3 separate regions of the Homo sapiens genome follow, and all the other regions are linked to region 2. The links are chromatin contacts, found by Hi-C or POLR2A ChIA-PET in ENCODE. All regions are on one chromosome and are shown on one strand. Each heading gives the region's core, a stretch centred on a gene start or an enhancer-like site at or near the end of the contact. The rest is flanking DNA. Distances are from core to core; before and after follow the strand shown. Region 1 holds the start of ERCC6L2 (ERCC excision repair 6 like 2). Region 2 holds the start of BICD2 (BICD cargo adaptor 2). Region 3 holds the start of ZNF367 (zinc finger protein 367).

Evidence for each region. A loop is a pair of places that touch in the nucleus more often than their neighbours do. ChIA-PET counts read pairs that join two places held with the same protein, here RNA polymerase II (POLR2A). Pooled maps may share reads with other maps.
Region 1: a map of B cell shows a loop between it and region 2 (17-fold over the local background). The contact joins the promoter of ERCC6L2 here to the promoter of BICD2 in region 2. A Hi-C loop is called at or near these places in 1 of 168 maps with a recorded cell type or tissue (B cell) and 5 of 50 pooled maps. POLR2A ChIA-PET finds 5 or more read pairs at or near these places in 1 of 52 experiments (CD8-positive, alpha-beta memory T cell).
Region 3: a map of CD4-positive, alpha-beta T cell shows a loop between it and region 2 (7-fold over the local background). The contact joins the promoter of ZNF367 here to the promoter of BICD2 in region 2. A Hi-C loop is called at or near these places in 2 of 168 maps with a recorded cell type or tissue (CD4-positive, alpha-beta T cell and naive thymus-derived CD4-positive, alpha-beta T cell), 2 of 37 single-sample maps with no recorded cell type and 11 of 50 pooled maps.

The regions. Positions count from the first base shown.
Region 1 is chr9:95,873,688-95,877,854 of GRCh38, reverse strand. ERCC6L2 (ERCC excision repair 6 like 2) reads right to left here and starts at 2,164. Exons shown (of 19, transcript NM_020207.7): 1 at 1,771-2,164. The coding sequence starts at 1,816. It overlaps ERCC6L2-AS1 (ERCC6L2 antisense RNA 1), which reads left to right and starts at 1,878. Exons shown (of 3, transcript NR_023390.1): 1 at 1,878-1,990. RefSeq lists enhancers at 1,954-2,013, 2,074-2,303, 1,435-2,309, 2,444-2,543, 2,584-2,633 and 1 more.
Region 2 is chr9:92,763,099-92,767,424 of GRCh38, reverse strand. BICD2 (BICD cargo adaptor 2) reads left to right here and starts at 2,592. Exons shown (of 7, transcript NM_001003800.2): 1 at 2,592-2,920. The coding sequence starts at 2,681. RefSeq lists silencers at 1,000-1,049, 1,902-2,641.
Region 3 is chr9:96,415,251-96,419,701 of GRCh38, reverse strand. ZNF367 (zinc finger protein 367) reads left to right here and starts at 1,332. Exons shown (of 5, transcript NM_153695.4): 1 at 1,332-2,089. The coding sequence starts at 1,670. RefSeq lists silencers at 186-455, 716-1,375, 1,486-1,625, 1,926-2,165 and enhancers at 1-517, 518-1,051, 2,526-2,765.

The DNA of each region.
Region 1 (4,167 bases), core at 915-3,414, 3.1 Mb before region 2:
CAGTGAACATGCGAATTTATTACACATTCTTTTTTTTTTCTTTTTTTTTTTAGACAAGAGTGTCTCTGTCGCCCAGTCTGGAGTGTCATGGCACAATTATAGCTCACTGTAAACTCCAACTCCTGAGCTCAGCCATCCTCCCGCCTCAGCCTCCTGAGTAGCTGGGACTACAGGTGTGCACCACCATGCCTGGCTAAATTTTTTATTTTTAGTAGAGACAGGGTCTCGCTTATGTTGTCCAGGCTGGCCTCAAACTATCCTCCCGCCTAAGCTTCCCCAAAGTACTGGGATTACAGGTGTGAGCCATGCGCCTGGCCTATTACAAATTATCAATCTCACAAATCCTTGATATCTTGCGAGAAAACTAAAAAGTACACCAACATATACATAACTGTAAAAACTGCATTGGAAGAAGAGTGCTATGAGAAGGGAGTATTGAGAAATGTAATTTAAAAGGGAAAGGGGTCTAAGAACTGTATCTCAGATAAGTGTACAGCATGTGCAAAAAAAAAAAAGCCTTAAGGGAATCACACAACTTATTGGAGTATTTTGGGTTTGAGTTCGGATAATTTCTAGGACGAAATAAATTCAGTTGAGTTAGAAATGGAATCTCTCAGTATCCAAACTACAGAACAACTGCTTAAATTGTTAAGATTTCCTGTTGGATTTAACAGGGAAATGGGTTAAGTGTCCTAAAATTTAATGAGTCGAAATCATTTGTTTTGGTTTAAACTAATTACCAACTCAACTCATTCTGGTGATAGGGTCTCTCTCTCCCTCTTTCACTCCAAAGGCCTCCTCAAGCATTCCTCAAGGGTGTTCCCACCTCGGGGCCCTGGAGCTTTCTGCTCCTTCCACCAATTTCCCTAAATACCAAGAGTGACTAGATTTATCAAAAGGAATGAGCCTCCCAGTCACAATATCCACTCGGCAGCTTCATCTATTTTTAGCTGCCAGTCTCCTATAGGTATTTATATGTTTGGTCCCTGAATTACAGCGTCATCAATTCCTAGACCTCAGAATTCAGGCTTGTAACTTGCCCTCTCTGAACTTTAGCTCTGAATTCATCTATTTAATGAGATCGATATCTTCCTCAAAGGAAAGCAAGTAAACAATCAGCATATTGCTGGGCTCAGGAAAATCACTCAATACCTGGTAGCTTTTGTTATACAGCACAATTATTAATGAAAACTACTCATTTGGGTGCCAGAAGGCATCCCAGGTGACTTGTGGTAGATAATCACACCTTCTTTAAACCTCCTATTTAAGGCAGAATATAATGCCCTGACTCAATAGGCAATAAAACTCAACTGAACTAAATATCTCAACCTTCATTTATCTACTTACAACAAACTTCTGCCATTCACTAACAACTGGGGCATACAAGAATAAAGAATGAAAATAACATTTACTGAGTGCTTAATATGGGCCACACGCGGGGTCACATAAATACTTTGCGTATTCCCCACGTCATTTAATAATCGCAAGAACCTAGTAATGAACCCAGTTTTACAGATGAGGAGCCTGCCCAAAGTTGCTCAGCAAGTAACTGTCAGAGGCAGCACTAGATCCCAGGGGCTGACTCCCGAGTCCAGGTTCTCAACACTGAATCGGAGATTTGGTTCCAGGCCTGGAGGGGTTCACAATCTGCAGCTGTCACTGAAGAGGATCTACAGGGCAAAACCCCAACCCGAAGGGCACCGGCAAGAACTGGTCCAACGCGACGCAGTACACAGGCCTCTGCGTAAGGGGCGAGCGCGGAGCTGGTACCTTTGCCTGAGGTTTCCGCGCGGGGCTGTGGCGCCGACGGATCCATCCGGCCAGGGGGAGGGGCCGAGCCCGGCTGCATGTAACACCCGGAAGGCGGCGGAGGACAGCAAGGTGGCTGGCCGGCAGGCCAATGGCGGCCAACGCCACTTCCGGCCGCCCTCCGAGCATCGCTCTTCGGCAACCCGAAGCCACAGGATGGAGGAGGGGGATCCCAGCAAAGGTAGCGACTAAGGGGACCCAAGCAGAACGGGAGGGCGACGTCCGGAGCGGCGGCAGAGCCAGGGGACGCTGTGTGAGGCTGGCAAAGCGGTGTTCACCTAGTTCTCTCGGGCTCCGCCGCCGCCGGAGGAGGACAGGAGGCCGGCAAGGCGACCCCCAAATCTTCCTAGGCTCTGACTTCCGTCTCCTAACCCCCGCAAATTCCAACCCGGTCTTGGAAAATCCCGCGAGAACGGGCTCCCGAATTGTCATTGGGATCTCGCGAGAACGAAATCTTCCTTTCTGTGGGCGGAGCAATCTTCCCGATGTCTCTTCCCTCTGAGGCCAGTAGCAGGAAGGGCCTCGGGAGTTGCGAGTGTCGCGAGGTTTGAGGTCGCTCGGTGGGCCGGGCGCTGTGCGAAGCTAGAAATAACTGGGGGCATGGAGAATGCGGTGGCTGTAAAGGGCCGCTGAGGCGGTGGAGGCCTGGCAGAGAGCGTCCCCGCGGTCGCGGCTTCTGGCTTCTCTGTGGAGCTTGGTTCTTCCGTGGTGGTGCAGCACCCCAGGAACTTCAGGAACCAGTCCTTCCTTGGAGAGCTCCCCGGGACAGCCACGGGGGCCAAGTGAAACTAGCGCGTTTTCTTGGATCCTACACTTTATAGTGAGTCATAAATACTTTAAATACAAAGCCAACAACATTTGCTGCAAATAAACGTAAAAATACTGTTAAAGTGTAAAGTGTTTTCCTCCGTACCATCTGACGTTTCTGGCGGTTCGTTGAACGCGAGAGAACGCTGAGCCGTCTGCACTGAGCCCGGGAGCATCTTCAGGGCAGCGCCGCCCACGCGCGAGGTGAATGAAGGACACGGCCTCTTGACACTCCCAGGCAGCACAGATAGACGGATCCGTAAGTGGCTCCCGCGCATGTTAAAATTTGTATACTGTAAGGTATTTCATGGATTGAGTGAAATACCTGACAGGGCCTGTATCCGTTCCCTATTGCCACAATAACCAAAAACCACAAACTTTGTAGCTTGAAACAGCACAAATTTATCATCTGACAGACAATGCATTTATTATCTCACGGTTCTGTAGATCAGAAGTGCTACCTGGGTGTCACCCGGGCTGCACTCCTTTCTGGTGACTCCACAGGACAATCCTTAGCTTGCCTTTGCCAGCTTCTGTCCACATTCCTTGGCTTTGGTCCCTTCCTCCATCTTCAAAGCCAGTGATATGCCATCTCTCTGAACCTTCCATCCTCAAGTCTACCGCTGATTGCAGCTGGAAAAGATTCTGAGGGCTCACCTGAGTAATCCAGGATCATCTTCCCATTTCCAGGTCTCTGCCCTTGATCACATCAGCAGAATCCTTTTGCCATGTAAGCTAATATATTCACGAATTCCGGAAATTAGGAGATAAACATCTTTGGGGGATCATTATTCTGCCTACAGTAGTGTCTTAAGAAAACAATATGGCTGTTTGCAAATAGATCTCAATTCTATGGCAGATACTAAAAACTAGTAGTATGTGTTCATAAAATGCTTCATTTAAAATATGACTTGTTTGCTTACCAGCAGGCAATAACTTTAAGCCTAAGTGAAACATCTAACTCAGCCATCTATGTGTGAGTTGTTGGCCAGATCACTTCTCCGTGTTTTATTGTACTCACCTATCACCATTACAGTGAAGCTAATAATAGTAAACTACCTAAAAATGGTAATTGTAAAAAATTAGATAATTAAGTAAAACTCCTAAAACAGTAGCTGGTCATAGTAAGGAATATATGTGTTGTTATTACTATTATTATCAATGGAATGCATCCACTTGAAAGTTGCATTCTACATAGCCATTATGTCAGTTTAATATTTTGGCTAATAGGCCGGGCGCGGTTGGCTCATGCCTGTAATCCCAGCACTCTGGGAGGCCAAGGTGAGCGGATCATGAGGTCAAGAGATCAAGACCATCCTGGCCAATATGGTGAAACCCCGTCTCTAATAAAAATACAAAAATTAGCTGGGCGTAGTGGCACATGCCTGTAGTCCCAGCTACTCAGGAGGCTGAGGCAGGAGAATCGCTTGAACCCGGGAGGTCTATAGAGGTTGCAGTGAGCCGAGTTTGCGCCACCGCACTCTAATCTGGCGACACAGCGAAAAACACTACTAATTATAATTGTAATTCTTGATTCTGACATGCACCCTG
Region 2 (4,326 bases), core at 1,343-3,842:
TTGCCCAGCCCAAGACAGTCCCAGGTAAGCCAGGAAGGTTGGTCTTCCTATTCCTACTACAACTGAACTCCTTAAAATTAGTTAATTTCACAAGCCAATCTATGACACATTCTCCTCAGACAAACAAAACACTAAAAAGAATCAGGGCTCCTTGGGGAAATGACTGATTTCAGGTCTGGGACATGGAGAGCACAAGATGATCTTGGAACAATTTGCATCAGACATCAAGGAAGTAATAACAATAATAACAAATTACGATGTTTTGAAGACATGGAGCCAGCTTGGAGGAGCTCCCACGGGCCAAATCTGCTACCATTTGAGCATCAAAGCAAGTAAGGAAAGTAATGGATTGTAACCCACGGAGTAAAATAAGAATCCATGGATCCATACTGCTAATGAATGAGAGAGAAGGGAATAGATGAGAAGGTATAGGTGCCTCACAGTACAAAGGCAACTCATAAATGGAGAAGGACTAATGGAAATAGAAAAGCAGCCAGTATGGCTGGTCGCGGTCGCTCACGCCTGTAATCTTAACACTTTGGGAGGCCGAGGCAGGCAGATCACGAGGTCAAGAGATCGAGACCATCCTGGCCAACATGGTGAAACCCACTCTCTACTAAAAAAAAAAAAAAAAAAAAAAAAATTAGCTGGGCATGGTGGCATGCGCCTGTAGTCCCAGCTACTCGGGAGGCTGAGGCAGAATCACTTGAACCCGGGAAGCAGAGGTTGCAGTGAGCCGAAATTGCATCTCTGCCCTCCAGCCTGGGGACAGAGCGAGACTCTGTCTCAAAAAAAAAAAAAAAAAAAAAAAAAAAAAAGCAGACAGTATGGTAATAATTATTTCAGGCAAGAAGTAGTCATGAATGCCAAAACCAGTGGGTCAAGGTTTGAGGAGTCATAGGCTATATCTATGGTTGCAAAGTCTTCACTCATGACACTAATTACCAAAGAAAAACCCAGCATCAATCAGAGAAATGCAAATCGACATCACATACCTCCCGGCTGGTGCTCTGAAAACTCAGCAACACCTCAGTGACAGTCCTGCCAGAAACGCATCACCTCATCACCCCATGAGCATATACCAGTGTGCACTGCACTCCTCAGAAAGGTCAATCAAAGGAGACTCAGGAAACCTGACGACTGAATGCAACTGGATCCTGGACCACAAAAACAATACTGAAACTCTCCAGTATGGTGTTGGGCCCTCGTGCAATTAGAGTGTGGACTGTGCATTAGATAGTGTCAGTACCCTGTGTGCTGTGATTTCTGCTGTCATGGCTTCTTTCTAATTTGGTCTTGAGGGAGAGTGACCATAAGCCAAGATAGCCACTCTCTAGGAGAACCGAATGGGTGTGGGGTTCAGGTGAGATACAATGAGAAAGTAAAATTAAAAGGTACAAAACAGAAGGAATTTATTATTCTTAGGTTCCGGAGAGGTTAGGGATGCCTAAGAGAGGCGGACAAGCAGATGGAGAGGGGCAGTGAGAGACGGTGGGAAGGAAGGGACTATGGCTGTGCTAGGGTCCATGGAAATCATCCTTTAGGATTTCCCTTGGGGCCTGTGGACTGGCTAAAGAAAATACGAGGGAAGGGTGAACTCATCTGCACTGATACTGGCCATTAGGTGCTATGGCGGTCAGCGGCTGTGGGGTGTGTTGCGCTTTAGGTCAATGAGATAAAGAATAAACGAGTTATCTCACACACCACCATATACGGAGAAGTGTTACCTACGCCAAGGCGAAGGGTACGACTGGCTTTCAAACAACTTAAGTCAGGCCTAAAAATAGATGCGGAGACAACAATTATATTTACCACGTTTATGACCCTGTATTAATGGAAATGTCTTTATTCCCAAGAAATAGACCTTGAAGGACTGAGGGGCGGTGCTGAGGTTCCCGCTGGCCCCTGGGCGCCCCCTGCTGGCCCGTCCTCCTCCCGCCCCCAGACGTCTGCACAGAGCATGCGTCACACCGTCCACGGGTTTCCAGCAGCAGCCGTTCACCCGCGCTCTCGGATGCGCTTCTAGCTCGTGGCCTCCCGGGCTCTGTCCGCGTTGTTCGTCCCACGGTCGGGAGCCCAGTCCTGCCGCCCCGCACCCGCCTCCCCCTGGGGGTTCTCCCGGCAGCCGTCTTGCCACCCCGCGTGGCCGCCGGCTGCCAGAGGCACAGGGGAGCGCGAGGCCCGGCGACCGAGCAGTGTCCCCGGCTCTGAGTGTGGGGAAGGCCGCGGGGCCGCGCCCACTCGACCGCCGTCCAGGGGACTGCAAGGCGCCGGTACATCCGGCTCGACGCTGGCGGCGCAGGCCAATCACGGACGGGGACGGGTGGGCGCGGGGCTGGACGGGTTTTGTAGTCGGTGCGCTAGCGGGACTACTGTCCCCACAGCCCCCTGGGCCACATTGGCGTCAGTGGCTGCGCCCGAGGGCCCGCCCCTCACAGAGCATGGGCCAATCATAGCCGGGGGCCGGGCGGGCGCCGGGCATGATGGACCTTGTGGTCGGAGCGCAGGCAGGACTCCAGCCCCCAGCGGGCCCCGCGCGCCGGAGGGGAGGAGCCGTGCGGCGGCGCGGGCGGGCGGGCGGCCGTCGGGGCAGGGCGGCGGCGGCGGCGGCAGCGGCGGCGGCTGAGGAGGGCCCGGCCTGCGAGAGCCTCAGTGGGAGCCGGCTCAGCCCTCGGCCACCATGTCGGCGCCGTCGGAGGAGGAGGAGTACGCGCGGCTGGTGATGGAGGCGCAGCCGGAGTGGCTGCGCGCCGAGGTGAAGCGGCTGTCCCACGAGCTGGCCGAGACCACGCGTGAGAAGATCCAGGCGGCCGAGTACGGGCTGGCGGTGCTCGAGGAGAAGCACCAGCTCAAGCTGCAGTTCGAGGAGCTCGAGGTGGACTATGAGGCTATCCGCAGCGAGATGGAGCAGCTCAAGGAGGTGAGCCGAGCCGCCCTGCCCTGCGACCCCCGCCCGGCGCCGGGGCCTGTGGGCGTCGTCCCTGGCACCAGGGCGGCCAAGGTCAGCTTGCCAAGCGGGGGCCGGCAGGGGTGGGCCGCCGGGGCGGAGGGGGCACGGGCAGTATGTGGGAGTGGGCCCGGCCTTGGCTAGCAGGCCGGTGCCGCGGCCGTTGCAGACGCCGCTAATGCAGGGGTCCGGGCGCCTTGTCGCCTCCTGCAGCTGCCCGCCTGCTTCTGTGCGGACCTGGGCGGCCCCGGCGGGGCGGGGCTTCGTAAGGGCTGATGCTTTGCGGTGGTCGCTGTTCCGGGTGTGTCTGAGTGTGGGGTGGGGTTGGGAGGGCAGTGGCTGAGCCGGGAGCTGAGGCCACGGATGCTGGTGACCCGCTGGGAGAGGCCGAGGGTGGGCCTGGGTCTGGGTGGCTGCGGCTCTGTCACCTTCAGAGAAAGCACTTCCCCTCTCTGGGCGCAGCTACTTTCGGAGCGTTTCTGCTTCTTTCATGAGTGCCTCCGAGGTGGGGAAAGGTCGTGGACAGCGGCCTAAGTGAGTAGGGGCTCGGGGTTGCACGTGGAGGTTGCCCCTGGCATGGGTCCCCCAGTACCCTTGCCCCAGGCCCAGCGCTGTGTCCTCATGGCCGGGATTGCGCTCCCACCAGCTAGCATGACTTCCCTGGCCCACTTCCTGTCCAGCCCCGCTTCTCGGGCCCTTCCCCTCGCTGTGGCTTGCTGTGTTCCTCTTGGACGGAGACCTCAGTGGTCTGTGTCATTCCCACTGGGGGGAGAGTAGGTTAGACCACCAGGCTGGTCGAGGGTCTCCAGGCGGCAGGGCAGCGGGAGTCTTGGACAGTCCTTCCCCAGCTTCTCTTCTCCCGTTCCCTGACTCCATAGCGTTGTTTGCAGGAATTGCTTTCTGGGAGGATACACCAGGGTTTGGATCCAGGCTGTGCCCCTTGCTAGTGATGTGGCTTTGGGTAGAGGCCCTCCGTGAGTCTTAGTTTCCCCCTCTGCAAAATGGGAGTGCAGTACTGCGTGCCCAGAAAGGATTGTTGTGAGGGTCATGTATTTGGAAAGGACTGGTGTGCGGTCAGGAGTATAGCTTGGTGGTGTGCTCCCTTCCCCCACTTGAGTGTGTCCTGGTGAGCCCTTGGCTCTTGGTTTCCAGGCTTATCACCTGGCACCTCTGCTCCCAGTCAGCCCAGACAGGTGCCTAAATCATTTGCAGCCTTCCTTGCCTCCCCCGTGTCTGAGGAGACCCGTCTGTGGAGAGCAGAGAATGAATCCAAGCAGATGCTTGGATGTCTGGGCAGAGCAGGTGCTCAGTTAGTACCAGTCAATGGCTGACCCTGGGCCAGCAGGAGCTGGGTCCTCCCCCATCGCCCTCAGGACTCG
Region 3 (4,451 bases), core at 83-2,582, 3.7 Mb before region 2:
TTTATTTGTTTTTAAACAATTGTGGCTTAATTTAGTCATAGCTGTGCATTTGTGTGTCTTTCACAGAGAGAAAAGCTATTCAGCTTAGTTATCTGTTATTATACAGTCGTGTTCTAACTTAATTACCAATCCTAACCCTTAACCAATGGATATTCATTCATCCATTCAGCAAATATTTATTGAGCCCCTACCGCGAATCAGGCGGTGCCTGGGAATCTGTATTCCCAAGAACAAAACGCAGCTCCCCAGGCCACATCTAGCGGGTAGGAAGCCGGGCAACCCCTCCGCCCGGTCCTTCCTCTGCAGCCTGCGAGCCCCACCCGGGCCGCGGTCGGCGCCAGCCAGGCGGGGCTGGGGCGGGGCGGGCAGAGGACGTTGGGGCTCCGCGCGTCCCGGCGCGAGTACTAGGACGCGGCCGGGGCAGGTGGGGGCCGAGCAAAGTAGGGCGCTGCCCCGACTCCCGGAGCAGCCGCTCGGTAGAGCGGGGTCGCCGGGGTGGGGAGATCCCCGAGGCAACTTCGGGGCATCAGTCCAGGGTGAGAGTGTCTACTCTCGCCCGGCTCTTGTGGCCTCCGCGCCGCGAGCGGCCCGCAGGGACTTCGGAGGCCACTTCCTGGACTCTCCCCTTTCCACAGATGGGGAACCGGAGGCCCACAATCGGCCCGGAGGAGTCAGGGCGGTGCTGACAGGGCTGGTTCACAGAGCGTGCAACAGCTGAGCAGACGGAACTCGATTAAGAAACCAGGCACGCCGGGTGCCCATCAGGACCTCGGGCAGCAGAGACTCCAGCCGCCGGGCGGGTGGTGGGACCGAGGGCGGGGCGGGCGGCGGGGCCCCAGCCCTTTAAACTCCCTGCGCGCGGGAACCGCGGCCCAACAACCAACGGCGGGCGGGGCCGAGCGGGGCGCGCGCCTCCACCGCCCAACGATCACCACCCCCCCCGACCCCGCCCCGCCGCTGTCCAATCAGCCGCCCTCTTGCCGCCCTCCCCGCCGCCCTTGTCTCCCTGGCCCGGACTAACCACGCGGAGGGACGGCGGGGCGGGGCGGCAGGCGGGTGTGTCCGGGCGAGTGGAGACGCCGCGCGCTCCACTGGAGTTTCGAACGCTGTTGGCCCTCCAGACAGAAAAAAATATAAGAGCGGCGGCCAATGGCGAGGTGGGAAGGACCCGCGCGCAGACCCGGCCCCGCCCCGGCCGGCTGGAAAGAAGGCCAGGCCTGGCCATTGGCTCGCGCCGCCTGTCACTCGCCGGTGCGGCCAGCGGGCAGCGGCCTCGCGGTGACTGGTTCCGCCCAGGCGCGAAATGTAACGCGGGAAAAGCCGGGGCAGGCACCGCGGCGGCAGGTTGTTATTTTTGGGGGCTCAGCGCCGCGCGTCCTGCTTTCCTGTCACCGCAAGGGCCGGGCCGCCCGCTGCTTCCCACCCCTGCAGCCTGCGCTGCGGAGTACAAAGAGCGGAGGGCGCGCTTGACCTGGGGCTGGGGTCCAGCCCTGCCCGCCGGTGCCGTCTGCTCAACTAGTTAGGTGGCTGCTGCGCAGGATTCCGGGAAACGTCAGTCTGCCATGAGCCGGCAGGACTGAGCCTGCGACTCGGAGCAGAGCGAGTGAGGGGCAGAGCGGTGCTCAGGAGTGCGGCCCGGGGCCGCCGGAGCTGGGGGTCGGGCCGGGCGATGATCCGGGGCTTCGAGGCGCCCATGGCGGAGAACCCGCCGCCGCCGCCGCCGCCCGTCATCTTCTGCCACGACTCCCCGAAGCGGGTGCTGGTGTCGGTCATCAGGACGACCCCGATCAAGCCAACGTGCGGCGGTGGAGGGGAGCCGGAGCCGCCGCCGCCGCTCATCCCCACCAGCCCCGGCTTCAGCGACTTCATGGTGTACCCGTGGCGCTGGGGCGAGAACGCACACAACGTGACGCTCAGCCCTGGGGCCGCGGGGGCCGCCGCCTCGGCCGCCCTGCCTGCAGCCGCAGCCGCCGAGCACTCGGGGCTTCGTGGCCGGGGCGCGCCCCCGCCCGCCGCCTCGGCCTCCGCCGCCGCCTCGGGAGGTGAGGACGAGGAGGAAGCGAGCAGCCCAGACAGCGGCCACCTCAAGGTGAGCGGCGCGGGCGGGCGGGCGGGCGGGACGTGGGGCAGCCGGGGCCCGTTAACGGTGCGGCGGGCGGGGCGGAGTTGAAAACGCGAGGTCGATCCGGCTACGGCGGGGGCTGCGGCTGACAGGATGCTGACGTCACTGCCGCGCGCCAAAAACCGGCCCCAGTCGGGGGGGGCCTGTCACGTGACAGGCGGGAGCGGCGCGGGAGACCGTCCTTGCGGCAGGTGCAGTGGGCGGGAGCGCGGCCCGGGGTCGCTGGGGAGGCCGGGTCAACGGCCACTGACATCCTCCCGGCGGGCTGCCGAGTCCTCAGTTCCGAGAGGAAACGAGAGGGATGAGGGCCTTGAGTTGTTCCACCGACTGCGAGAGGGCAGGGAGCGCACAGTGTTTGCTCCATTACTGCAGATCGCCCTCGCCCTGTTAAAAGATGCCCTGCAGAGACAGCCGAAGAGCAAGAAAGGACTTCTGGGCCTGTTCTGCGGCTGAAGTTGTGCCTTCGCTGCCTTTCATTTATCCAGCATACTACTTGCTAGGTGTTGAGAGCACATAGTGGAATGGGACGCTAAAATTGCTTGCAGTCTCCGACTGCTTAAAGCTGGGAAGGTCGTTACCACTGGTTCAAACCTATTTTACAGATCAGGCAGCTGGGGCTTACAGTGATTAGTGAGGCGACCTTCCCACGATGGCACAGCTCAGTAGTGGAAGAGCGGGGACTAGGTCGAGGTTTTGTGGCTTTTAGTCCTGCATGTGTTTGGGGTGACTTTCTGCTGACTTATACTGAACTCTGTAGACTGTAAGCTCCAGGTGAGCCAGGAGTATTTCTATCTAGAAGACTATATGACTTTACTACCTTACATTCTGTAAATGCTCAATAAAGGTGCTCAAAAAATATTTGTGTAATGAATGAATGGTGCTAACAGAAGGGTAATATCCAGGTTCCATTTGTTAAGTGGCTGTATAAGATAAGCAATTTGCAAGAGATAACAAGTAAATCACATAGTGGATAACTGCATCTGTATCAGCACATAATGTATAAGTTGAAACGAGTTTGATCATTTTACATGCAGTCACAAGGATGTTGAAACTACATTGTTTGGGTTTTGAGGAAATTGATATATTTTATGTGGCATTATTATTAAATAATTATAAGGTTATAAAACTATAGGTTTTTATACACTTCAGCTCTTGAAACTGCACCTCAGTAAACATTTGAAAGAACAGAACCTGGGCCGGGTGCGGTGGCTCACGCCTGTAATCCCAGAACTTTGCGAGGCAGAGGCGGGCGGATCACGAGGTCAGGAGATCAAGACCATCCTGGCTAACACGGTGAAACCCCGTCTTTACTCAAAATACAAAAAATTAGCCGGGCTTGGTGGTGGGCGCCTGTAGTCCCAGCTACTCGGGAGGCTGAGGTAGGAGAATGGCGTGAAGCGGGAGGCGGAGCTTGCAGGGAACTGAAATCAGGCCACTGCGCTCCAGCCTGTGCAAAAGAGCGAGAATCCGTCTCAAAAAAAAAAAAAAAAAACAACAAAAAAAAAAACCATAACAGAGCCTGGTGAGGTGGCTCATGCCTGTGATCCCTTCAGGAGGCTGAGGCTGGGGAATCACTTGAGACCAGGAGTTCAAGACCAGCCTGGGCAACATAGACCGCATCTGGCGGCCTGCACCTATATACGTAGCTACATGGGAGGCTGAGGCAGGAGGATCACTTGAGACCAGGAGTTTGAGGCTACAGTGAGACATGATAGCACCACTGCACTTCAGTCTGGGTGACAAAGCAAGACCTCAACTCTTTAACAAAAATTGAAGAAACTTGCCAGGTGCGGTGGCTCACGCCTGTAATCCCAGCACTTTGGGAGGCTGAGGCGGGTGGATCACCTGAGGTCCAGGAGTTCGAGACCAGCCTGACCAACATGGTGAAACCCTGTCTCTACTAAAAATATAAAAATTCGCCGGACGTGGTGGCGGGCGCCCGTAATCCCAGCTACTTGGGAGGCTAAGGCAGGAGAATTGGTAGAACTCGGGAGGCGGCGGTTGCAGTGAGCCGAGATTGCGCCATTGCACTCCAGCCTGGGGGACAGAGTGAGACTCCGTCTCAAAAAAAAAAAAAAAAAAAAAAAAAAAAAAAAAAAATGAAGAAACTAACGATAGAAGCGTTGATAGTATTGCTGAGTATTACTAAAGGCTACAGTTGCTGTTGGGCTGCCTCTAGGTATCCCCTAGTGAGATGTAAGATGGATCGGTATCCACCGGGTGGGTGGCTCACGCCTGTAATCCAAGCACTTTGGGACACCGAGGCAGGCGGATCACAAGGTCAGGAGATAGAGACCATCCTGGCTAACACGGTGAAACCCCGTCTCTA